Linked DNA regions of Mus musculus: regions 2 and 3 are each linked to region 1. Evidence: chromatin loops called from intact Hi-C (ENCODE). Cell type or tissue: heart. All regions are shown on one strand. Each heading gives the region's core, and the rest is flanking DNA. Links, peaks and the distances in the headings are about the cores only.

What was found. Hi-C counts contacts between places; a loop is a spot of excess contacts. Peaks named below come from ENCODE experiments on the same cell type or tissue, not always from the same donor. Only the 100,000 strongest peaks of a DNase experiment are listed, where the experiment ranks them.
Region 2: it touches region 1 in a loop (2.4-fold over the local background); 8 of 42 quality-filtered maps call a loop at or near these places.
Region 3: it touches region 1 in a loop (2.5-fold over the local background); 5 of 42 quality-filtered maps call a loop at or near these places.

The regions. Positions count from the first base shown.
Region 1 is chr3:60,500,152-60,508,134 of GRCm38, reverse strand. It overlaps Mbnl1 (muscleblind like splicing factor 1), which reads right to left and starts at 6,956. Exons shown (of 10, transcript NM_020007.4): 1 at 6,712-6,956. In heart, for the core only: CTCF peaks have their summits at 3,289 and 4,619; no DNase peak of the experiment used is centred there; H3K4me3 peaks cover 1,816 bases; H3K27ac peaks cover 1,830 bases.
Region 2 is chr3:60,577,334-60,585,316 of GRCm38, reverse strand. The region is part of intron 2 of Mbnl1 (muscleblind like splicing factor 1); the gene reads right to left. Among named protein-coding and RNA genes, the nearest start is that of Mbnl1, 80 kb to the right of the region's middle. In heart, for the core only: a CTCF peak has its summit at 4,289; DNase peaks (open chromatin) are centred at 2,916 and 4,396; H3K27ac peaks cover 919 bases.
Region 3 is chr3:60,404,586-60,412,568 of GRCm38, reverse strand. No RefSeq gene overlaps it. Among named protein-coding and RNA genes, the nearest start is that of Mbnl1, 93 kb to the left of the region's middle. In heart, for the core only: no CTCF peak of the experiment used is centred there; a DNase peak (open chromatin) is centred at 3,858; H3K4me3 peaks cover 814 bases; H3K27ac peaks cover 1,201 bases.

The DNA of each region.
Region 1 (7,983 bases), core at 1,017-6,016:
ACATTAGCAGGGCTATCTCAGAAAGCTCTGCTGAGGAGTCTGTGTATTACTCTAAAACCTCACTGCGCATACAGAATTCATTCTCCAAACGGTTAGCATTATTAGTACCTATATTCTCATCTCTATTCTGTAACTAACACTGGGGACAAGATGGATTAAAGGGTTAAAATGTGTATATTGAAAAAAAAAATCACATCTTCTGGTTCTAGAAATAACAAAAAGGTCCCAGTCATGCTAATTACCCCCTAAGACAAAAGTCCTAAGATCTATGCTATAGTTGTAGAGAATATTTAAGGAGATTTTATAAAGCAATATACAAGTAGCAACTTATACTTTTGGTTGTGAGCCTACCTTTAATGGGTGAGCCATCTATGACCCATGGCTACAGCCGTATATGTAGCAGAGGATGACCTTGTTGGGCAACACTGGGAGGAGAGGCCCTTACTCCTATGAAGGCTTGATGCACAAATGGAGGGGAATGACAATGTGGGGAGGCAGGAGTGGGTGAGTGGGTGGGGTAGTACCCTCACAGAAGCAGGTGTAGAGGAGATGAGGTAGTGAGTTTCCGAAGGAAAACCAGGAAAGGGGATAAAATTTGAAATGTTTATTTACGTAAAATATTTACAATATCAATTAAAACAAGTAGCAACTTTATTAACTTATAAATTGTTACTAACACTATTATAATGTCACTGACTACATGATGGAAAACATTCCTCTAAAATCTATTGTTCTTGTCAAGAAATTGAAAATGCAGTAAGTACATAAGATAAAATTATAAAATTGGCATCAGCCCTTATAGGATAAAAAGAAATCATAGCCAGAGAGATCTTTATTATTCTGCCTATAGTGTATTAAAGAAGAGAATTTTCAAAATAAACTTGGATATGGTATTTCTAAGGAGTTTTTACATTCTTTCAAACTTAGCTTTTAAGTAAAAATTTAGTAAACAAAAAACAGTGAGTAGGCCTTTTGAAGAAGATGAGCAAGCTGAGTATAGCCAACACTGCGCTTCCCACCAACCTTCCAACAGCATGTAGGTCCAGCTGCTGATTCGCTTGACCACCTCTCTGCTGTCGGTCTACTACTGAGAGTAAGGAACTACTGGGCAGACAGCATTCTTCTATGGTCAGACAAGATGCTGACGTCTCAGTTTTACTATCCTCAACAATACTAAGGCATGACTGTTGGATAGAAGGTGAAAATGCACAGTTGTAAATAGTCTGAAAATTCTAGCATTAAGTCAAGCTTAGAAAATATCTTGGATGATAATGTTTACAGTCTGTGTATTACTGCTTTGCGCCTTGCTTTGGCATTCTTAGACTTCAATACAGTTCATGCTTATGCTATGCACTAACCTGTAACTTCTGTAAAAGTCTTTTAAATTGTTTCCTTGTCTCTCATTTTTTTTAACTGTGAACAGATGCCAATACTAGAGTCCTAAGAGAAATCAGACTTCACCAAGCCTTCCCAGACTGCTTCTTAAAATGGCAACGATGTTGCTGTTTTTTAGTCTACAAAATATTACTCTCACCTGAGTTCAAAATCATCAGATACTCTTTGACCTTCTTATTTCCTTCATTTGAGTCCAGAAACCTTAGAGATTGTAACTGTTTATGTAAACCTTGTTACCCATATGCACTTCTCCTTGCCTGCTTATTCTGTATCTTAAGTTTCATTTTCCCTAACAAAATCCCTTCTCATTTGGTATGCTGAACATGGAATGTCTGTGGTATATTATAAAGCTATCATCAAAACCTAGGTAGAAATGTCTCCTAATTCTCAATCTAGCTTTTCTCTGGTACAAATTCTCTAAATCCTTTATTACCACAGCTGCCATTTTGGTTTTCCTGACATTTGCAACTATACTGCAGAAGCTGTCCTGTTTCAGTGTCTACTGATGTTAATAAACAATCCTGCCAATATTCTAGCTTAGGTCATTCGGGAAAAATATTATACAATATATATAGCAAAATCCTCTGTGTAAATGTTACATATAAACAGAAAGAAACATTACTGGATGGATGCAATGAATGCTGCAAAGGGTAAACTATGGTAAAGCTGGGAAACTAAAAGAACACTTTGCGCTTCCTGTTACTTATTTATCTGGAGATGCACTCAGTCAGAGCTGCATCAGGACTTTTCATTGTCTTATGCAAAGTTCTATACCAAGCTGGGGATACCAGCTTACTCAAGCAATGGATTAGCATCTGCTGAGATGTAATGCTCTGTACCAAGCAAACAGGAACCCTTCTGTATCATTTTAACTTTCATGAAATACCACTGTATCATTTCAAAATTATATCTTCCCTTTTTTGAAATATATATTTGATGATATTATGGCTTCCTGTAGTCTTCAGATGATGTGTCCTGTACTGCTTAACAAAGAATAATCACAGAAATCTAGAGAGAGAACCTTTGAAAAGTGGGGAAAGTACAAAACAGAACCCTAAACAGTCTACATTTTAAAAAGTCTCTCAAAGACTGTTGCATCTCACAGGCACATGTGACAAACAACTTTCTAACACTGTGTCATAGAAAACAGAGATAACAGTCTGCTATGTTTTTTTTTAAATTTAATAATATGTATCAAAACATAACCATGGATATGCTAGGACTTTTATTTCTCCCAAGAATATCGCAGTGTTTACATAAAAATATAAATATGAAAACACTATTATTCATCAGTTTCCCTATCTCAATTCTTAAAACAAAAAATGTCTATAAATATGGTATATGTCAATTAATCCTTTCCAAGGAGCTGCTTTTCAATTAATGAATTCTCCATCCCTTGCCTAACAGGCTTCATGACTCATCAGACATGAACACAAATTAGCAGGAATCCTCCCCCTCCTCTCTTCCCACCACAGTTGTTTACAGTAATATGAAATATGCCTGTTTCCACAGAGTAGCCATGCACCAAATTAGGATGAATTCTCCCTGAGGCTCCATTTAAGATATGGCTCCACCATGGGCAAGGGGGCGGGGAGGGGAGAGGCGAGGGAGGGAGAGGGGAAAGAAGGAGGGGAAGAAAAATAATAACATGTATGCCTTTGATATCCTTCAGGAAAATATGAGCAAACATAACTTTGCATGGCTAAAAAAAAAAAAAACCCCACAATTTTTTGGCCTAACACTCACTTTGCAAGGCAAAGTGTACTTCAGTTATGAAAATATCTGAAAGGAATGTGCCCGGACAATGCCATTGTGCTCTGTTTACAGGCAGATGCTTTCTCAAGAATAAATACTGTGTGTCAAGGCACAGGAATGCCTCGGAGCCCATAACTTCAGGACAGAAGTGGAACTTCCTCTCTCCTTACAGGCAAAGCAATGCCCACTCTTTACAGGTGAAAATCGTTCATTCCTGTAAGCTGTTTGGCTTTGTTTGGTGTCTTTATTTTTTAAGGAAGGTCTGTCATAACAAAAGAAAGTACATATTAGGCACCTGAAGATAATTGCTGTTTACCGAACACTATTTTAAAATAAATGTCACTGCCTTGCTTCTGTTTGGTAACTCCAGGACAATGATAAGTACAGTGTTTCTAAACATCTCGGGGTAGCAATCATGCCTATTCTGGCCTCTGCGAGGTGTGAAGCTCACCCCCCTAATTATAAGTCTCTCTTTGTTAGCACCACCTCATCATTAACTCTCTAAGCTAAATAGTAGTTTGGAAGAAATAAAAATAGACGTATGGTAGTATTCCTGCCCAAATTTTGGTTACAATGGATGAGAAAGACAAGCAATTTAGTTTCTGTGTATAATAAGCGCCTTTACCTTGTAAAAATAAAAATCGCTTTTGGTGTATTTTGACTAGCGAACTCTAATTTAAGCTTTTTCTCAAAATACTGCTTTCCTGCTTTATTTCAAAACAGTGCTGCCTCACAGAACATAAGCCATATTTGTTATATCAAGTTTTCTAGTTGTTCGGGAGGAAAAGTAAACAGAAAAGGAAATGGGAAATAAATATAATAAAATGCTCTATCAAAACCAATACTCAATACATTATCTCTAAAACAGTTAACATAAGTATAATATAATATAATCGAGTATCTTACTTTCTTTGTACACATTTTTACAAGCCAGCATGCATTTTACAGAAAACATCTCAGTACTAGCAGCATGTGTGGCTAGTAGCTCCTGTACCTTGCAGCACTTTCCCAACTTCCTGGAAAATGGAGTTTTTGATCTAGAAATCCAGCCCCTTTAAAACCTTCCAATGCATCCTGTTAGGACCCTAAACAGAATCAAACACTTATTGAACTTATTTTGTTCATTTCTTCTACTGTCCTGACCATCATATACAGTGCTTCTCTAATGCCCTTTAGAGGAAAAAAAAACCAAACCAAAACAACAACAACAACAAAACAACAGCAGCAGCAGCATCAACAACAACAAAATCCTTAACTGCCTATTCATTTGGGCTTACTCCAAGCAAGATCTGAGATGTTCTCTACTCTGAACACCTACCTAACGACAAGGAGAAAGCCAGAAGACCTTTTTGTCTCCATAAACAAATCAAATACAAGACTAACGATGGTGACATCGATGGGGGAGGAGGGGGACAATATGTAAAAATTTCTTACTTACAATAAAAGTCGGAACTATTATATAAGAATGGCGCCCTCTTCCTCAAGGAAAGCCATCACTGCATGTTTCTACCCGCCTCCTCCACCCCCAAGGAGAAACCTTGAGATAATCTCTTCTTGCTCTGAAAAGAACCAAGTGTTTCATTTCACAGGAATTCTATGCCCTGAGCAAGAACAGAATGTTAGAACCAAAATGTAATGAATTCCACTTGGAGTCTGCCTCGGATGGGGAAGCACACACACAAGCAGCCGTATCCCAAACCATGTAACACTTTGCTTTCTCTTTTGGCATGTGCCCGAATACTACTAGATGTGGATCTGATGCTCACATTTGCTCTCAGTTACAGGAGAAAAAATATTAAATGAAGCTTATGTGAGGTCTGTCTAAGTCTCTCCCAATAATAAAATGTGTCTATGATGTATGATGTCTTCAGTGGTGGTGCAATTTTAAAACAAATGAACTGGTTTCCTGGGGCTGAAGCCAACCTGTTCTATGAACACAACCTTCAACTAAGTAGTTCTCACTGAGGAAACTCTGCATTAAACATAGAAACATAAAAAACTATGTCTAGATCTTGGGGAAAAAAGTGTAACCCTGTACAAATACAAGAAACTGGAACATGATGGCTTTCTTGAAAGCTAGTTTAGCTGTCACCAACTTTTAAGGAGGCAAAGATGGAAGTGACAGCCACGTGCTTTCTCCCGCTGTGAAATAACTCATTGTCTTCAGGCTACCAACTACATAGTTAACACATCTGCCTCCTGAACTAAATTGTTCAAGGATTCTGCAGTCCTTGAACTTTCACTTCAACTTATCTTTGGGGATCAGAATTTTATCTTACAAATAGGACCAGGTAACAACACCAACATTGTAAAGCCATAGACAGAGACAGCCTGGTTTGGAAAGTTATGGCCTAAGTAAGTTCCTTGTATGAACACTGTGTTGAAACCCAGGAAGGAGGTCTAACATGCCCACTAGTGTACTATTTCAAAGCATGCTGCAGAAGACCTGCGTATCCAAAGGCCGTAATTATGACTTCCCTCTCCTTGAATTAATTTGTTTGTGAAATAGCTCAGAGTGTTGCAGACTTTATTAATCACTTGCTATGGTCTGTGCCTGTGCTGGTGGACACAGAAACCTAAAACAGTGGCAATAACCTTCCAGGCTGCTTCTAACTTTGTTTTTAATCCTGGGGATGCATACCGCACATAAACCCATCTTAGCAGCGTAATAGGCTTGTCTCAACACCCATGTAGCTGTAAAATGCTGTGGGCTAGCCAGGAAGGCTTCAGCTCCATTTATACATACATGCATGTGTGTGTGTGTATGTGTGTGTGTGTGTGTGTGTGTGTGTGTGTGTAATTTCTTTAAATCTCACGTTACATCCTCTAAAATCAAAGTATTCTCATATGGCACATTACTAACAACATCAGACTCGGTCTTTTTTTTGGGGGGGCGGGGGGAGGAGTGAGGAAAGGTTTCATATTTCTCTTGTTTTTATTTAAAAAACCAGTCCATATACTGACTACTTATCATGAAAGCTGTTCTACCAGCCTACTGTGGCTCCACCCGGAAAGCTCTATACTTACTTTTCTTACAGTTTTTGAGTGACGCACTACAAAACCACCAGAAAGGGAGGAAAAGCGGCAGCCCTCTCAAGCAGGGCGTCTTCCTCCCTGTAAACTTGGCAAAAAGCACACTGGACTGAAATACAGCACTCTCCATATAAGGCAGCCCAACTAAACATGTCATGCGTAATTTATGGGTGGCAAGCAGAGCATTAACCTCTGCGTGCACATACTTGGCCCACATGAAGCCGGTGCTGGGTGGCAGCCCCGGCAGAGGGATGCGGGCGCGGCCGGGACCCGCGCGACCAGTGGCCGCCCCCCGTCGACCCTGGCAGAGGTCACCGAGTTCACAGCACTCGGCCACGCACCTGCCCCGGCTCACCGGCCACTAGTCCTGTCCCGCGGCGCCCCACGGGGGCCCGCAGGGAGGCGCGGGACAGGGCCGGTAGCCGCAGCGCGCGATCGCGGTGCGGCCCGGGGACCCCCGAGCGCCACCCGAGGCCGCCGCAGCGCCGCCCGCAGCGCAGAACAATGCGCGGCCGCCCCGCCACTCACCTCTCACGTGGCCGTGCAGGCTGCCCGCCGGGGCCCCGACTGCCCGGGGCATTGTGGGATCGCGACTCCGGGATGCCCGCCACGGGAAAGGGAACTGGCCGGGTCCGGGTCACGGGAGCATGGCGAGCGCCCCGACTCGACGGGCTGCGGCGAGAGACTGTGGCATGTCGCCGTGCAGCCTCTTATCGCCGCGCGCCGGTTTCCGCCGCTGCGCGGCCCCTCCCCCGCGCCAGCCCCGCCAGGAAGGCGCGCGGACGCGCAGAGCTCCCACGCGCAGCCCCGGCCCCCGCCCGCCCGCCCGCTCGCTCGCCCGGGCCCGCGCCGCTCACCGCCGCTCCAGCTCCCGGGGCTCCGCGCCCAGCCCGCGAGGCCCGCAAGGTTAGACGGAAGGTTAGAGTTAGCTGCCCGGCCTGCAGCAGCAGAAGCAGCGCATCGCCTGGAACCTGGAAGGCGAAGGGCGGGAAAGAAGCTTGCACGGGTGTTGGTGGGTATCTTTCTCAGCACTCACAGTTTTGGAGTTCTGCGAGAAAACTGATCGTCACCCAAACACAAACCCAGGCCACCTTCCTGTCCTATCGGCAAATAAAACTTGCAGTTTAAAGGCTCCCTTACTTCCAACTCTGCAGTGTGGTGTACAGAAAGCAAGCAGGGCTCCCTCTTTTAAAATAAAATAACATCTTAGGCGCTGCAGAGGTACTCCCACGCAAACAAGCCCTGGGCAACTGCCCGCCTGAGCAAATGAAACACCAGCTCCTAGTTCATTAGCTGCTGTCCTGTAACTTGGCTTTGAAAGAAAAGAATTCTGGGCTTCTGAGAAGAGATAAAGTTTGAAGATCTGCGGACGGGATTTCCAGTGAATTTCAAGGAATTCTGATAACTTCGTCAGGGATGATTTTTAACTATAAAAACGTTTGTTTCATGGTTTGAACATGAGTTGAGGTGAGTGAATGCAAACTGGATTTCTCCCTCCCTGTTTCTGTTGAGTGGGTCAGGCACACTCTCCTAGGCGGAGTAAATAAATAAATAAATAAATAAAGTACTCCACTAGTTTGCAGAGGTACTAGTAACAGATCTTGATCCTCTGCTGGTCCATGAAACACGGACTTGCTGCTTACTGATCCCTTCCTGAAATAATTAATTAATTAACTAGTACCACTTCTCAGTGTTAATTATTAAAAGTTCCCAAGTCCCCAACAATGGAAACAAAGTAGAATGACAGTAGCATTTTCTCAGAGAACAGAGACAGGGAGTTTCTAACTGACAATTAGTAAC
Region 2 (7,983 bases), core at 1,890-6,889, 76 kb before region 1:
GATGACAAATTATATTAATAATAAATCCTACACAACTTAGGTAGTCATTCACATCTCTGGTAATTCTTATGTTAACTGCTAGCTAATACTGATTTTTTTTTTCAGCTCAATTACATCTTATGGAAGTTTAGCTAAAATTTTTCTTAGTTTCAATAAATGTTCATAAAAGTACATTGACATAAATTTTCAAGGAAACAGAAATGAAGTCTTAAGATCAATGCAACATTCCTTGGAAAACAAATGAATAAAATGCCCTTGTAACTTTCATTTAATAAGTACATCTGAAAGTACAGTGTCTACATTCCATTTGAAAGTACGGTGTCTCCTTATTCTCATAAGACCTACTGTTATCTTCATGACAATTCTGTGAGATACTTCTGATTAATCTTATATTGCAACTGAAGAAATGAGGTTCCAACCGTTAAATGTCCCACAAGCCCATGACAATGTACGTTATAACATTAGAGGTGCTGCCTCTAATCATATATCCCACCAATGGATTCAGGTGGCCTATTTGAGGGATTAAAAGAATTTTTAGTTTGTGTTTACTGATTATTTTTCAGGTAAAACTTGCTTTTGCTATTTGGGAGACAGAAAATGAACAGATATATTTCTATACTATATATTTGTATCTCTTAAAATTATTACGAATACATTAAATCTATAACATTATTTAGAAAAGTGGATGCATATCTGATTGGAAGGCTAGCACATGCACACACACACACTGTCTACAGGCCACATTAAACCATGTTTGCACAAGATATCTCTGCATACATGTATACCCAGACATAATCTGCTCTGCATCCATTCCCCCTGCCACTCCTTGGCTAAATCTTCAGTAAAGTTAAAGACTTGGTTAAATATCATCTCCTCCAAGATGTTTTTAAGTCTTTGTTAAGAGTTCGTCCAGCTATATCCGATGCCTGGTTATATATCACCATTGAACCTGTTTATTTATGTTCACACATTTATGCCTTAAATTTTAAATAAAAGTATAGAAATCATTATAGCTTTAACATTCATCTTTAAAACAACTCTACTCAATCATTAAGAAAGAGGTATCAAAAAATGGCAAAATACAATTTACTTATCCCACTTTTTCTTAAAGATTTTTTTAAGGGCTGGACAATGGTTTCTTATGCATTGAATCCCAATATTATAAAAGCAGAGGCAATCTAATTTCTGTAAGTGAGGCCAGCCTGATATACAGAGTTCCAGGACAGTCAAGGCTACACAAAGAAACCCTGTCTCGAAAATGAAACAAACAAACAAAAACTGTAGTGAAATGTTCAATTTAGACGTGTATTTACTTACATAATACTGCCATATCTTGGGTTTCAAAAGAACACCTAGCTATTATCACTGTTGTATTAGCCTGACAGCTCACCATACTACTTCTAGTGTTACGATTTCAATATTACACTTAAAACATGTTCCATTCCATGACCTTTTAAAAAACTGATCTTTTGGAAGGGTTGGGGGAGGGGTGGAATGGCTCAGGGATTAAGAGCAATTTTTCCTCTTGTAGAAGACCTGGGTTCAGCTCCCCACATCCACAACTGCAGCTACAGGCTGTCTGACTCTTGCTCCCTAGGGCTGTGATGCACATGTCTATGCAAGAAAATTACTCAATAAATAAACTAAAAGTGAATCATATATATGTATATTTCCACGGGATCTTTAACTAAAGTCGTTTTTGATGCATAAAGACCATTTCCCCCTACCCTGCTTTCTTGAGCTACTTTGCAAACTTAAATGAACACATGCATCAATACAATATATATTTTTCAAACTTTCTGAGAAATTTGTTATTTTCTCATATCTAATGAACATCTAATACACAAAAGGTAGGCAGTGGGGGGAATGGAACACAAAAGGATGGAGGAATGAAAGAAAGAAAAATGGAAGTGGAAAGAAGAAAGGAAGAGGGCAAGAGAGGGATGGGGTCAAGATGACACAGGTGGAGTCCAATATTATTTCATAAAATAGAAAATTAGAACCAAAACTCACCCAGGATTAAATGCATGATTGCATAAACAAAAACAAAACACACAGCAACAAAAAAGTCAAACCGACAGTAAATAACCTGCCCAAGATCAGAAAGAATGAAAACATTTAGTTTTCAAATCTGTCTGGTACTCATTCTGCAACTATATTTTCTTTTAACACACTGACTTTCCCAAAATCCAAAGAGCCAGGAGGCCTTCACAGTAAAATAGACTTAAGAACACTGTGTAGAGCTTTCAGAGGAGTCAGCTGACTTAAGAATAAAACAATCAGGCTAGGGAGAAGGCTTTGTGCAGAGTAGCCAGGTCAGAGAGTTAAGATGGAGTATTGCAGGCTGAACTAAAGTGTCAGGAAGGGACCTGAATATAAGCAAAGATTACTCCTGTGCTTGGTGTCTTTGTAGCTGCCTGTTCAGATGTCAGGAACCTAGGCCAGGCAAGATGGCCTAAGGGTATAAAAAGACTGCACTCATTAAACAAATCCAAGAGTTAATAGCAGTTTGTGTGGTTATTTACTACCTAATGACCTAAGGCAAAACAGCTGCTTAAACTGATCAAGTGAAGCAGGCCAAGGGAACACACAAAGCCATCCTGACACAATAAACAGCAGGAAAACCCCCTCTAATTATTAATATAAGAAATTACCAGGACTACTCTTTGGTGAATAGTCCGACAGGCCTGCACCTGCACAAATCAAAACTTCAAAATCATTTGTAATACCCTATTAAAAAAGAAAACTGTAGCCACTCTCTTCTTAAATATGACATAAAAAAGTCCCTGACAGAAGTGTGGACCCTGAGGAATATGTTTGCATCTTCTAGAAGCTTTTCTTACATTACTGTACCAAGCTGGAGCAGCTGTTTTTCATAGGGATACCATAGTGCTGGCAGGACACTGAGATGTCCCGAGCTGCTGCTTTTGTAACAGATCTCTCTTCTTCTCAAGTGAGTTCCTTGCCCAGACATTAGAGCTCACCCAATTATGGCTCTTACGTAATTTGCCAGGGCATACTAAAATAGAAAGTGGTTAAGAAAAGTTAAATCAGACGTTTATTACTCAAAAACTAATGACTAACATTAGGTGTTCTGCCCTTTTGTGGTTGCAAAGATACAAATTCTAGGACAGTTGTTTATTCATGGGCAGAGGTAGGAGAAGTATGCTGAATTTCAGAAGATTTCCATTCATCCCCACCCCTCTTTAGAGTTTTCAAACAGCACTTGAAATAAAGTGTAAATATGTACAAGGGCTCATATGGTTAAACTTTCTATCCCTTTAATATTACTCTAATTTTTCAATTGCATTCTAAATTTTTTATCTTAGAAAGATGCGTGAAATTTTATTTCATAAAATAAGTCACATAGCCCCCAACTCTTTCTCTCCAGACCCCCTTTTTCTCTCTTTCTCTCCTAAAGCAGAGCATTGTTTAAGGCTCACCTTAAGGTCCTTAGCCTAGAGTTACTGTTTCTAATGTCTCGAGTAAAGTGAAGAACAGTCATTTTGCTATTACTGCCATGTATAAATTTTAACTCTTTCCATTATCATATAAAGAGTCATCCTAATCCAAAATGTCTTTAAGACCTGCAGCTGTTTCCTTTGTGTGAAAAGGAGACACAAAGACAATCTTGGGGTTCAAGAGGTCTAAAATGTTTTATGGGTGCTGCCTTAGCTGGTTTATAGCACGTGGTCATCTTAAAGAAGATGGTGGTGCAGTCACATGGTGGCTACTATTTAGAAACATCTATTTTACTTAACAAGAGTTGAATATATATACATACATATTCATATATTCAATATGCATACATATATATACACACACATATACATACATATGTATGTGTGTGTGTGTTTTCCCTAAACATGTTGAATCCGAGCTACACATATAGTATCACAGAGAAAATTAAGATTACCTAGGTATAGTCTTGTTTTTTGTTTTTTGTTTTTTTTTTTAACGTATTAGCTTTTGGTTGCAAATTTTAAGCTAACTTTTGTTCCAAATTTTACAGAGTTTATATAATAGTTTTAAAATAATTTTTGAGAGCAAAGAGCAAAAAGCATAGAGATAAAAGATTTTCTAGAGTGGAAAGTAGAAAAAGCTTAGAGATAAGAGACTTTTGTCGAATATTTGCTTGTATGATGGCAAATGTTTTACAATATGTGGGAATTTGCAAATTGATTTGGCGCTACTGCACTAAACTAAGGTCACCTTTTTCAGCCAGACATCATGGCTTCATACAGTCTCTGGCTCCAAAGAGGAAAAGAGAAAAAGGAAAAATCAGGAACTCCACCAGAGGGAGGGTTCTAATTAGGAGGAAGCTGACAGACAGGAGGGACAGGGCTGCAAACAGGAACTCCACCCCAGAGGATGTCTGTATCACAGAGGTCAGGGAAGGTAAAGGAAGAAACAACGGGTTCTAGCAAGCTATGGAGAGAGACCACGCAGGCAGCTTCTAGCAGAGAGGAGGAAGCTCGGAGGGAGCCGAGAACATGCAGTGAAGGAGAAAGGCGTGAGGGAGAGGATAAGTGTTCTGTGCAACAAGAGCTTCAATCTGGGGCATGCTCAAATGCACTGAGAGATTTGTCAGAGAGAGAGATATCTCCAGTCACAGAGGAGAGGCATCCATTTTCTATATGACAGGGGCCCAGGAGGCTGAGAAGAATGGTTTTATAGTAATAGTAAGCTCCAGCAAGTCAACAGAGACAAAGCAGATAGTGCTGCAGTTAAATTTACTCAATAGAAGAGGACTGAGGAGGTGGAGGGAGAGAGAGCCTTTATTTGTGAAGGGCACCCAGGAGGGGGAAGCAGGCTCCAGGAGCCAGAGAGCTGCCCCGAATACCACAGCAGAAGTACAGAAGGTGAAAGGAAGAAGCAAGGAAGAGGAAGACTCTAGAATTAAATAAATAAAAACAAAACAGATACATGCGTATCTTAGGAGAGTCAAGTCTGCAGCTTCGTTTGCTTAGGAAAGGCAAGACCCCTTGAAAGGGAGGGATCCATTTGTGCTCCCACCCAGAGCTTTCAGGACCAGATGTATAAACTGAGGGTTTAGGCACTAGATTTATAAACTAAAGACTTGACTACTCCGAAGTGTTGTTGATGGAAAGACTTTAATTGTAGATACGAAGAAGGACACAGCCAAAGGCATCTGAAAGAGTCCAGACCACAAGAGGAACAGAGAGGGAGAGAGGGAAGCTGAAAGAGGGAAGCCCAGGAGTTGGAGTTTAAAGCAGGAGGTAGGATCAGAAGCGCTGAAAAGAGCCATGAATAGTTGTGCTGCTATACTGAAAGAGCCTAAAGGCCAGCACTGGTTTTGGTTGGTCAACAGTCAACACCCATTGGCCATTTGTCCCTTGACATTGACAGGAAATGGCTCCTTTGGTAGAGAGAATGAGCGCCATATTTTGGGAGAATGGAGCTTCCTAAAACCTGATACTATAAAGAGAAATGACTTTGCTACCCCTGCCACGTATAAATTTCAATTCTCTCCATTACGAACAGATACACTTTTAAAAAACAAAATTATGGGACTCAATGATTCTGTGTTTGTATCCATGCTCAGTAAAAGAAGCTAAAGTTTGTGATTCATTGAGATGACAGTAGAGACTGGCAATACTTTATTACCAATTTTCTAAATTTTCCTTGCCTACCAAAATAGAATTGGAATGAATTCCTCAGAATTTTCAAAATGTGCTCTACTATGAGCCTATGAGGTGGGGGTGGGAAGGGACAGACATTCAGCTCGCCTCGTGCAACTGTGTGCTATTTCTCATTGCTTCCAATTACGATGCCAACACCTCATTGGTCAATTTGCTTTTCTGGCTCTCACATATACTCTGTAACGCCCTGAAGTGTGTAAGGGTGTTTTCTTGGAGACTGTCATGGTGCTCATGCCTGGCCCATGCTTAACAGTATGCTATAAAAGCAAAACAATATCGACAAGAGCTAAAGGCAGCGAATAAGTGAGTCCTTCAAGGTGGTCAGCTCTCCTAGACTTCTGGAGCTAGATGAAAAGTTATGATCCCTTGATGATAGTCTAAGGTCCAAAGAAGCAAGTGTTCTAATGCAAATGACAAGGTCAAAGGGAGGAATGCTCATTGGTATGAGAAGTTGGAAAAAAGAAATGGAAATGTAGGAGAAAGGCAGGAATTCAACAGTAGCTTTGAATACTGAACAAATCTGAAACAGTAACCCAGCACACACTTCCATGAAGACATTATTTTTTAAACACGGACCGCTCTTCTTCATTTTGATTCCTTAAAACTGATATGGGGATAAATTCTAATAGTGGGGTTCAAAGAAGCAAAAATAGGAACATAAATTTAAAAACTAATCCTGCACTTTCCTACCTGTGACTCTGTTGTACTTATTACTTAGTCCTTTGCCCCTCAGTGTCCTCATGAACAAAATGGTAATAACTATATTATCTATCTACTAAGGCAACAAGGGTACATTTCAGTGAAATTTTGTGGGCAGCCCTTGGTTCAGCATGCAGCAGTGGGAGAATGCCAGGAGATGTGGCAGTGTTTATGGTAGGCAGGTTTATCTGCATTTGTTGGATGCTTTCAGTCTCAGTCTGGAAACCTTCAGGCTGTTCTGCCTCAACCGGAACTTTATACAAAGTACGGTTTTCTATTCTACTCTGAAGAGGTCTAGACAAGGATATTTTGGTCCTGTCCTAAAACTCTTTCACAAAGGAGTCCAATCTGATAAGATTGTTACTGATGGTTGGCTATGTTTCCCTAATATAAAAAGAGAAACAGCATTTCATTTCCAAACACTTGATTTCACCCTAAATACCTAAATGTTACAGGTGAGCTTATATGCATGTGCATATGTGCACCAGGGCTTGTGTGTACAGAGGAATGGCATCAGTGTCTCATGGCATAATAGGGTGTGTGTAGAGACTGAGCGCCATTCAAGATCTAAAAATATGAAAAATACATTTCCTATCAATATGGGAAAACAAATGCAACTAAATTAGGCTAGCAACAAGAAAAAGTATACCATTACATTTTATACCACACACCTGTTTCTAGACCCTTTGAAACTCATTGCCTGCTCACCTTCATCCTTCATCATTCAATTAGAACATGTTTGGTGATTAAGAAAGCTCTTTAATAATTCAGCTAATTTATCTGTCACAGAACTGTAGGTCAGCAGATGTACTTCATGTGTACCTGACGAAACCATCAGTAAAGGGTCCAGATGTACAGCTGTCTAGCCTGCTGCGTCTGGAGCTATAACCCTGCCCATTTTGGAGACATTGATTTTCCTCCTCTCCCTAACAGTACTTGCAAGCAGTAATGCTCAAAGTCAGACTGGCTTGGATAAAGATGTAACAGCAGGAAATCTGACAATTCCCAAAACGAGAGATCTGCTCTCAGCACGGGAACTGCTGGAGAATACAGAAGGAGGCTGGCTATGTTGCTGCTCTGAGCTATTAGACAGGGTTGGTGAGGGTTAAAAATCCAAAGATCAGAATTCTACTGATGACAGAATGATGCTACAAACCTTTCTGCACTAATTTCTCAAGTGCTGTTTGTATAGTCTGGTTATGAAAAGAACCTTGATAATTCGGTGTAGTGTATCCCCCAGATCTCTAAACATTCCTAAATGGACAAATCCCCTCCACTTCATCAGGGTTGCTGTCTACCTGAACAAACAAAGACACACTGAGGCAGACAGACAAGGAGGTGTGCAAGGCCAACTCAGAGAGCTTTAATTTTCCTCTTAAGCAGCAACACGGTTAATTATGTCATGAATCTTTGGTATTCTTTTAAATATTTAAAACCAGACAGCTAAAGTATAGATTTATAAATAATCTAAAAGAATTCTACTGACCACAGAATGATGCTCAAAGCTTGTGGCTCTGAGCACACTTCACTCCACAGATGTTATAGCCCACCTCATCTCCACTACTTTCTGAATTCCTCTGTACAATGGGCTTTTCAGATGATTCAACAGTTTATTAGTTGA
Region 3 (7,983 bases), core at 1,958-6,957, 97 kb after region 1:
AAAACTGCATTCAGGATGTAATATATGAGAAATGAATGCAAAATGTGATAATGTATTCCAATCTAGGCCAGAATATAAACAATGTAAAACTATCTCATAAATTTCAAAACTTTTCTGAAATGGCAGCTGCTTGTATCCTGAGTCAGTGCTCTGTCATCTCACCAACAGTTCTGTGAACACTTGGTGCCAAGTCCTATCTGTTTTGTTCATTGTCTCTTTTAATTTTGTTTGCCTCTCTTACTCATGGCTGTAGATGAACCCTACTTAATGGTTCTCAACTAAACTTTGGAGACAGATATTGAGCACTTGGCTTCTAGCTTTGTTCCTTTTACTAATAAATTCCTTGCAGTGTTGTTGTTTTTAAGTCACATCAAAGAATAAACCAAATACATCGAACACATTATCCAACTTGACTTAACAAGGACCCATTTTCTACTATAATAATTTGTTAATATAGTTGTACATGTATGCACAAACTCAGGTACCACAGTGGTCCTGTGAAACACAAATTTCTCCATAATATTATGATCACCACAGAAAGTCAGAGCAGAGACTTCCTAAGTCAACACCCTCACTGAACACTTCATCACGAGTATTTCATAAGTGGCACAGTTGGTTCCTTCCCTTTATGTAGGACAGAGAGCAGACACAGCCCCAGGGGATAAATGTCCTTATGCCATCTACCTAGTTCAAGGTAGAAGTTGTAAAATGTCCAGTAGGCCATATTTTATTTAAACTGGATCATGTAAATTAACATGCTGCTTCTGTTGAAATTGCAGAAGACTTGTCCATGAAGGATCAATAATTTAGGTGTCATGTAGGAGAAGGGCAGATACTTTAAAAGGTATCTCTTTCTCTTTCTGCAGCTCTGTCAACATCTAACTTGTAATACAATTCTGGGGCTAATGAGACAAAGGAGAAGGATGAGAGTCAGTACAGGAAGATGCCTGGGATCGTCTTCTTTCATTCCAATAAGAAAAGATTTTCAGATGATTAATATTTTTTTTTTTGCTCATGATAGCAAGAGAATATTTCTTGAATACTTATATGTATAGGAGAGGGGGAACTGGGTATAATATCAATTTCCTAGATTGGGAAATAACTCCTACCTAAAATCTCTTATTTCCTCCTCCACTACTCAGTCACTCTTAGGCTCAGAAGACAGCAGAGAGAATCAACAGATAGTCATCATTATAGAAATCCAAAGACATAAATTAAGTTGGGGAAGATAGAGAAATCTAGAGATCTAGAGAAAAATGTAGAGGAAAACACTTTCATGAAAAGTAAGATAGAGTAAGAATGCCTAAAGAGAGAAGATGTTAACAAGTAATGTAAACAAGAGTTTCTACCTTTTTAAGCGTTTGAAGACACCAGGAAGTAAGTATCCCTGCCTAGAGCTCTATAAGACATCAAAGAATGTGCAGGAGAAATCACCAAATCTATAAAGCAGCCATGTACTTCCTTTTATAATTTACTAGGATTCACATTAGGCACCCAATCCAGTATCACAGGGAAATCAGCAGGCTAAGGAATCTCCTTCATGAATTAAAAAAAAACATATTTGATTCTGCTGAGTCTAAAGGAATTACATTTGCCTATAGTGTTGCATATAAATTTAGGCAATGGTGCCTAAACCAGTGGTTCTCAACCTTCCTAATGCCGTGACCCTTTAATACAGTTCCTCATGTCGTGGAACTATAAAGCTGTTTTGTTGCTCCTTCATAAGTGTTGCTACTGTTGGAATGTAAATATCTGATATGCAGGATATCCGATACACAACCCACAACATGGTTACAACCATTGAGAAGCACTGGCTTAAATCTAGTCTGCAAACAAATAAGCAGCTCAGAATTAGAAGACACCAAAGGTGATCACTTCACAACATTGCATTGTGTACCTTTAATTAACATGCAACCCATGAAATATGGAATTTACATAACATTTGCGTTGCTATGGCCATTGGTAGCTCCCCTAGACAGTCTGAAAAGGACCCAATGTATGAGGCAAGATGGACTTGAATGTGGGAGGGCACTGGGGAAAGGTGAACAACATACCGGTTAAGCTACCCAATGAGGGTTCTTTAAAATCAATCTTTCTACATTAAAGATATTTGGAGATTGGAACCTTGACCGTAGACATTGTTCTCAAAGGAAGCAGGTTTCTTCCAAAGAAAGAAATTCTGCATGCATATTTTGACAAGATCTTTTATATTTGAGTTTAAATAATAATAAAAAAATCCTCTTCAGGCAGATTTGGAAAGTAATTTTAGAATGGCTTAATTTTCTTTTTATTAACAAAAACACAGACATAATTTGATTCATATTCCAGTTATGTTCTCTTGGCCACAATGTAGACTGAACATTATAATTTAAAAAGAAATTAAGATGATCCCTCAAAGTTTTCATAGTCATACTTGAAAACCCACACCTATGTAATGATGTCTGCAGTAGCCCACATGCTTCTTTTCATGTGAGCTGAAGTATGCATTACTACACAAACTAAAACTTCCCATAGCCATTACTAATTTTTATAGTTTGGACACAGTGGTATTCTTTTTCAACTTTTCTTACTTGGGTCAAAACTCTAAATAATTTACCTAATTGGAAATATAAGAAACTTAAAACATATGTACAGTCTCACTATATAAACTACTGGGCTTCGAAGGACTAAACTGCTCTCCAGACACTCAGTGAGTCCCATTTACAAAGAGCAATAACTTTGCAGGATAACAGTCATTTATTATTGTCATGATTTAGCCAGTGTCTGAGCATCTCAACTTTTCTTAAAGATTTTGGAGTTTTTAAAAATAAATTATAAATTATATATTGTCTTTGTAGTTCATTAACCAGAAAACAAAATGCATGATTACAAATCTGGTATTTCCATACTTGATAATTAACATAAAAAAATCCCATTTCTTACCAAGAAGTGAAAAAGGACTATCATGTTTCCAATTAAAGCTACATTTTAAAAATGCACTACATCCATGTATACAGCTGTGCATTCTGTAAATCATCTTAGATATCCTCAAGTGCTCTGTGTTGCTTTAGATTGATATTGGTGAACTGATCCTGTCAGCTGCTCTGGAACACAGCTGAGAACATGGGCCCTGCACTGCCCCTGTAACTTGTGATCTCACAACTTCTTTGGTGGGGAGCTGGCAAAAGGGATTGCTGTTACTATTCTATTTTAGCTTTTCAGTAAGTGCCAACAAACAAAATTATATTCCTTCCCTTTTATGGCTTTCTTCAAGGTCCTGGACAGCAGAGAAGGCATTTGTGAGGCAGGCAACATTACAGTTAGTGTTAAGTAGCTTATATTTTAACTGCAGGGAATTTGCAATCAGGTCTATACATATTTTGGTTCTTTCTCACAAAGTTACTTGAAAATAGGAAAGAAAAAAGAAGTGTGCTTTATCCCTATTTCTTTTGTTTTTCTTCTGAAATGAGATGACCTTTTAAGAACACCCAGGGAAAGTCTCCTAGTTTGGCAGAGACAGGAAGGACTGAGTCGGGTGGAGTGAAAACGAAAGTAGAGGCAGTCGACACATCTTATTTATATCAAATAATTTTGAAGCAGAAAAGAGAAGTTATTTTCTTTTTGTCACTGAGAGAGGTACTTTCAGCTTCTTCTAAAGGCAGACATGAACAGAGGCTTGGAAGGCATGCAGCCGCTGCTTGGAAAAATGCAAAGGTTTTTTTTTTTTTTTTTTTTTTTCTAGAGTCCTGGTAGCTTGCCACTAAAAACAGTTGCTGCTCCAAGACGTCTGTGGCTCATGCCAGACATTCTATCAACAAAGCAGAGCACTATGGCCTCAGACATGTGTGTGGACTTTTCATGAAGACAACAAAGTGATCTTTAAGATAAGCACGGAGAGCAGAGTCGTGCCACTTAGAACTGGATCAGGAGGGGTCAGCTGGGACCTCTCTGTTCCTGCTCTGATCATACATCCAAAGATCCACTGAAGGGGAGGGACAAGGGCAATCAGCCAATGCTGTGTTCATTTACAGGATTATCACGTTACCTTTCTGGTTACCTTTCTTCAGACGTTACATAAGTAATGTTCTTTAACACAGAAATAGACAGTTTCAGGGATGACAAGAGCTTCTGTTTGCTGGTTAGGTGAGTGAAGTTCACAAAAAGCAAATATGACTGCAATCATGAGCTGCCTGTGAGTAGAGACTTGAGAGAGAGATTTGTTTCATGAAGCAATAAAATATAGTTAAATATGTTTACTTTCAATGGTAAGGAAAGCTTCTGTCAATGTGTATTCCACTTTAGATCAGAAGCAATATTTTCCTCCTGAAAAAAAATACCTCCTTTATCATAGAAATATAAAGACATGAAAGTTTCTTTTATTCCTAAATTGGCTTAAAATATTTCTAGAAAATGGTTTCTGGGTTGAAGGGATGGTTCATTGGTTAAGAACACTTGTTGCTCTTGCCTAGGACCTGGGATTGGTTGCTAACATCCACGTGCCAGTTCACAAATGGCTCTGTAACTCCAGTGTCAGGTGATCTGATGTCCTCTTCTGATGTCCATAGTAGGCACTGTATTCACATGGTGCACACACTGAAAGCAAAAAACTCATACCTGTAAAAATATCTAAGAAGAGAGAGGAAGAGAGAAAGTGAGTGCTATTTCTATAAAGATAAAATGGCATGTCATTGTCATTGAATATTTCTATAGTAGCAATCAACAGCATGTAACTGAATCCAGTCTCTGTGTCAGAGCAGATCACAGTTTGGCCACTTTAAGTGATTCCCCCACTGAAAGCCCTCAGCTATACACTGGCTGTGCCTTTCCCCAGTTTCTAGGTTGAGAAGTATCTGTTTTGCAATCAGGTCTTCTCTCATTAGTCCTGTTTTTCTAGTAATGGCAACTGAAATAGATGCATGTGGTTCTTTCCCTAGGGGGATTATAAACACGTAAAAGAAGGAGGCATAGGTGTATGATGAAATATTGTGTAACCGTTGACTGCTATGTTGCTATTTTCTAATGGCAAAGGAAAAATTACATCATATGACTTGAAGTGAAACAAACATTTAGAAAACATTTTTAAGCATACAAGTCACACACACACACACACACACACACACACACACACACACACACACATATATATATATATATATATTACATGACTTATAGGATTTGGAGATTTATTTTCTTATTTTTCTTTTCCAAATAAGTGGCTACACTTTTTTTATAATCAGCAATCTGTGTAAGTAATTATGAATATTAAAACTAATTTCACAGAAAAACGTAACAATTGGATTTGTGAACCGTGATGAAGCTGTGTGTTTTCAGACCATGTAGCTTACCGAAAACTTGTTTTCTAAGGGGAAGCCGAGAAACAAAGGAAAGAGATTAGCAAGTAACACTCTTCACGTGTCTTTGCTTTCTCCAGAGAAATCTAAGGAAATAACAAGATACAGTTTGAATTTTAGATGTTTACCATGATAATGCTTATATTATGGACTCTTAAGACAAGGGAGTGAAAGGGTTTAGTTTTGAAAGGGTTTTTCTTGTTTTTGTTTTGTGTTTTGTTTTGTTTTGTTTTGTTTTTTTTTATATAGACAGAAATTAGAACTAGGTACAGGATTAATTTAAACACATTTTATTGTTCTCAGTTTTTCAGCAGAAGAAAGCCCACATACATATCAGGGAGCAAAATGGACATTGGAGTAAGAGTGGCCTCTTTAATTCCTAACTGCCACACTTACCAGATATGTCACAATGGCTAGCTCAGATCCTCATCATAAAAGGCTACACAATGCTGTTTTATAGGCAATAGTGAGGACAAATGAGAAATGCATTTAAAGCACTGATAGACTAGACCACGGCCCACAGTTGGCTAGCAATAAATACTGCTTTCCTTTTCTGTAACTGCAGCCTTGGGGACCTGATGCACTCAGCCGCTTTCTCCCAGGACTTTTATCTATGGCACAAGCATCCCGTAGATGGCAGGTTATACTTTCATTCTTAGGGCCAGATAGCCCTCCTCCTTTCTTCCACCTGTGGTTTGTTTCTTTCTTTGTACTTTTTGCGACCCCCACTATGAAATCAAACATATCCACTATGCTGAGTTTTCCACTCTATGGACTTCATACTTAGAGCATAGAGAACCTCAGATTTATAGGAAAGGATTCCGTTTTGGAAGCTAGGAAAGCAGAAAGGCAAGTGAATTCCATACTGGAGCTACGTTTATCATTCTACTTTTCTTCTTAACTTTTTTACTCTTCACACAGAGTATTCTCTGTCCCTGTTAGATTCTTTATGGCATGCTTTGTCTCACATTGCCACCATTCACCTGCGTTCTCTCTCTACTGCATCATCACTTACACACTCATTTTAGAAATTCCCGGGCCTTTGCACCATGTTACTGAATCACAGACCTAGCTCAGGGGTACAGCAAAATGTGTTTTATAGAATGTTTGGCAAATCTGTAGGGTTAAACAGTCAATGCTAGCAAGTTGTGGGCATACTTAGCTGTGTAACAACTCAGTGAATCCTAGCCTCTGTTCTTCTGTTTCATGTAAAGTTATCATTATAGCCACTCTCTCCGTGGCAATTTAGCTATTCTCTACAGTGTCAGGTTAGTTCCTTTATGCAGCAGTGATATATGAAGCAGGTATGTATGGCTGGAACTCTCTTGATGGGGTTACATGTATGTGCCACAACTGTCTGGTTCTGTGTAGCCTTAAAACCATACCCCGTGTCCCAAATTCTTAAGACTTCCAGGGTGGGGAGAAAAGTTTCACCTTATGTTCTAGTGAGACATTGACAATTTAATATCGTCATGGTGTTAGAAAGCTATGACTCACTTTATAGAGTCTAATACTAAAGTAAACCTTAAATTAAAACAAACAAACAAGCAGGGAAGTTTCCAAATGAAATTATTAAAATGACCAAGATGCAAACAGTTCACAATGTACCTCCCCTTTGCAGACCCAGGTGATGTTTACAACTTCCTGTTTGGGGGCCGCCTTCATCTTTCCCACCATTTAGAGCATCAGTGCACCAGAGCAGGGCTTATCCCAAAATCCATTGCTATTATGTGGAACATGTTCTTTTAGCTGGGCTCCCTTGTCTGGCCTCCGAGAGAGAGGAAGCACCAAGCCTTCATAGAGTCTTGAAGTGCTAGGATGGGCAGATATCCAGGGGCGCCTCACCCACTCAGAGGAGAAGAGGGTGGAGGGATGGGGGAAGGATTGTAGGAAGAGGTGGCCAGGATGTAAAGTGATTGAGTAAAAAATAAAATTAAATTAAATAATAAAAAGAAAAGACAATCTGAAGTTATCTTCTCAGTTGCCTGCTTGGTATAGTGAGGCACTTGAGCTTTCTCCACTGTGGTGGCTTTCCAAGGTCTTTTAATCCTCTCCATTTCCCAGGTGAGTCAAAGCCCACTGGCTAGCAGCATGTGCTTTCCACTTTCCTACATCCTAGTTCCGATTTTCATTCAACCTTTTACATCCACTCTCCCCCCTTTAATCTTCTTGTTCCCACTATCTACCTCTACAAGTTTTTAAAAATTATTATTTAATAGGCACTTATTACATAACCATCTATTAAGTACTTTTATGGCTCTCACCTGAAGCATTTATCTGGTGTACAGATAGATGCCAGATATCAGTGAAGAAAGAGCCCTACATATACCAAGTTATCAACAAATAAACATAAAATTCTCAAATTATGTACAAAAGTCAGTATTTATCACAAATATCTGGAAGGCAAGATCGGGAGAACCATGGGAGCAATCTGAGTAGATCCTAATTAAATTTTGGGATGTCTTGATTAAACACAGTATGCCCTGAATTACAGTCAGTGTGAATCAAAGTCCAGGTGGACATGAGCTCTGTCTGTAGGAAAAGTAGTTTCTGAAGCAATGAGAAGCTTCATCGAAATGATAATGTGTGGTCACTGCTCAGTGGAGAGAGTTGTCCTTGGAATATTTGCTCTTGTTGTCTTTTCTGGAAAGCA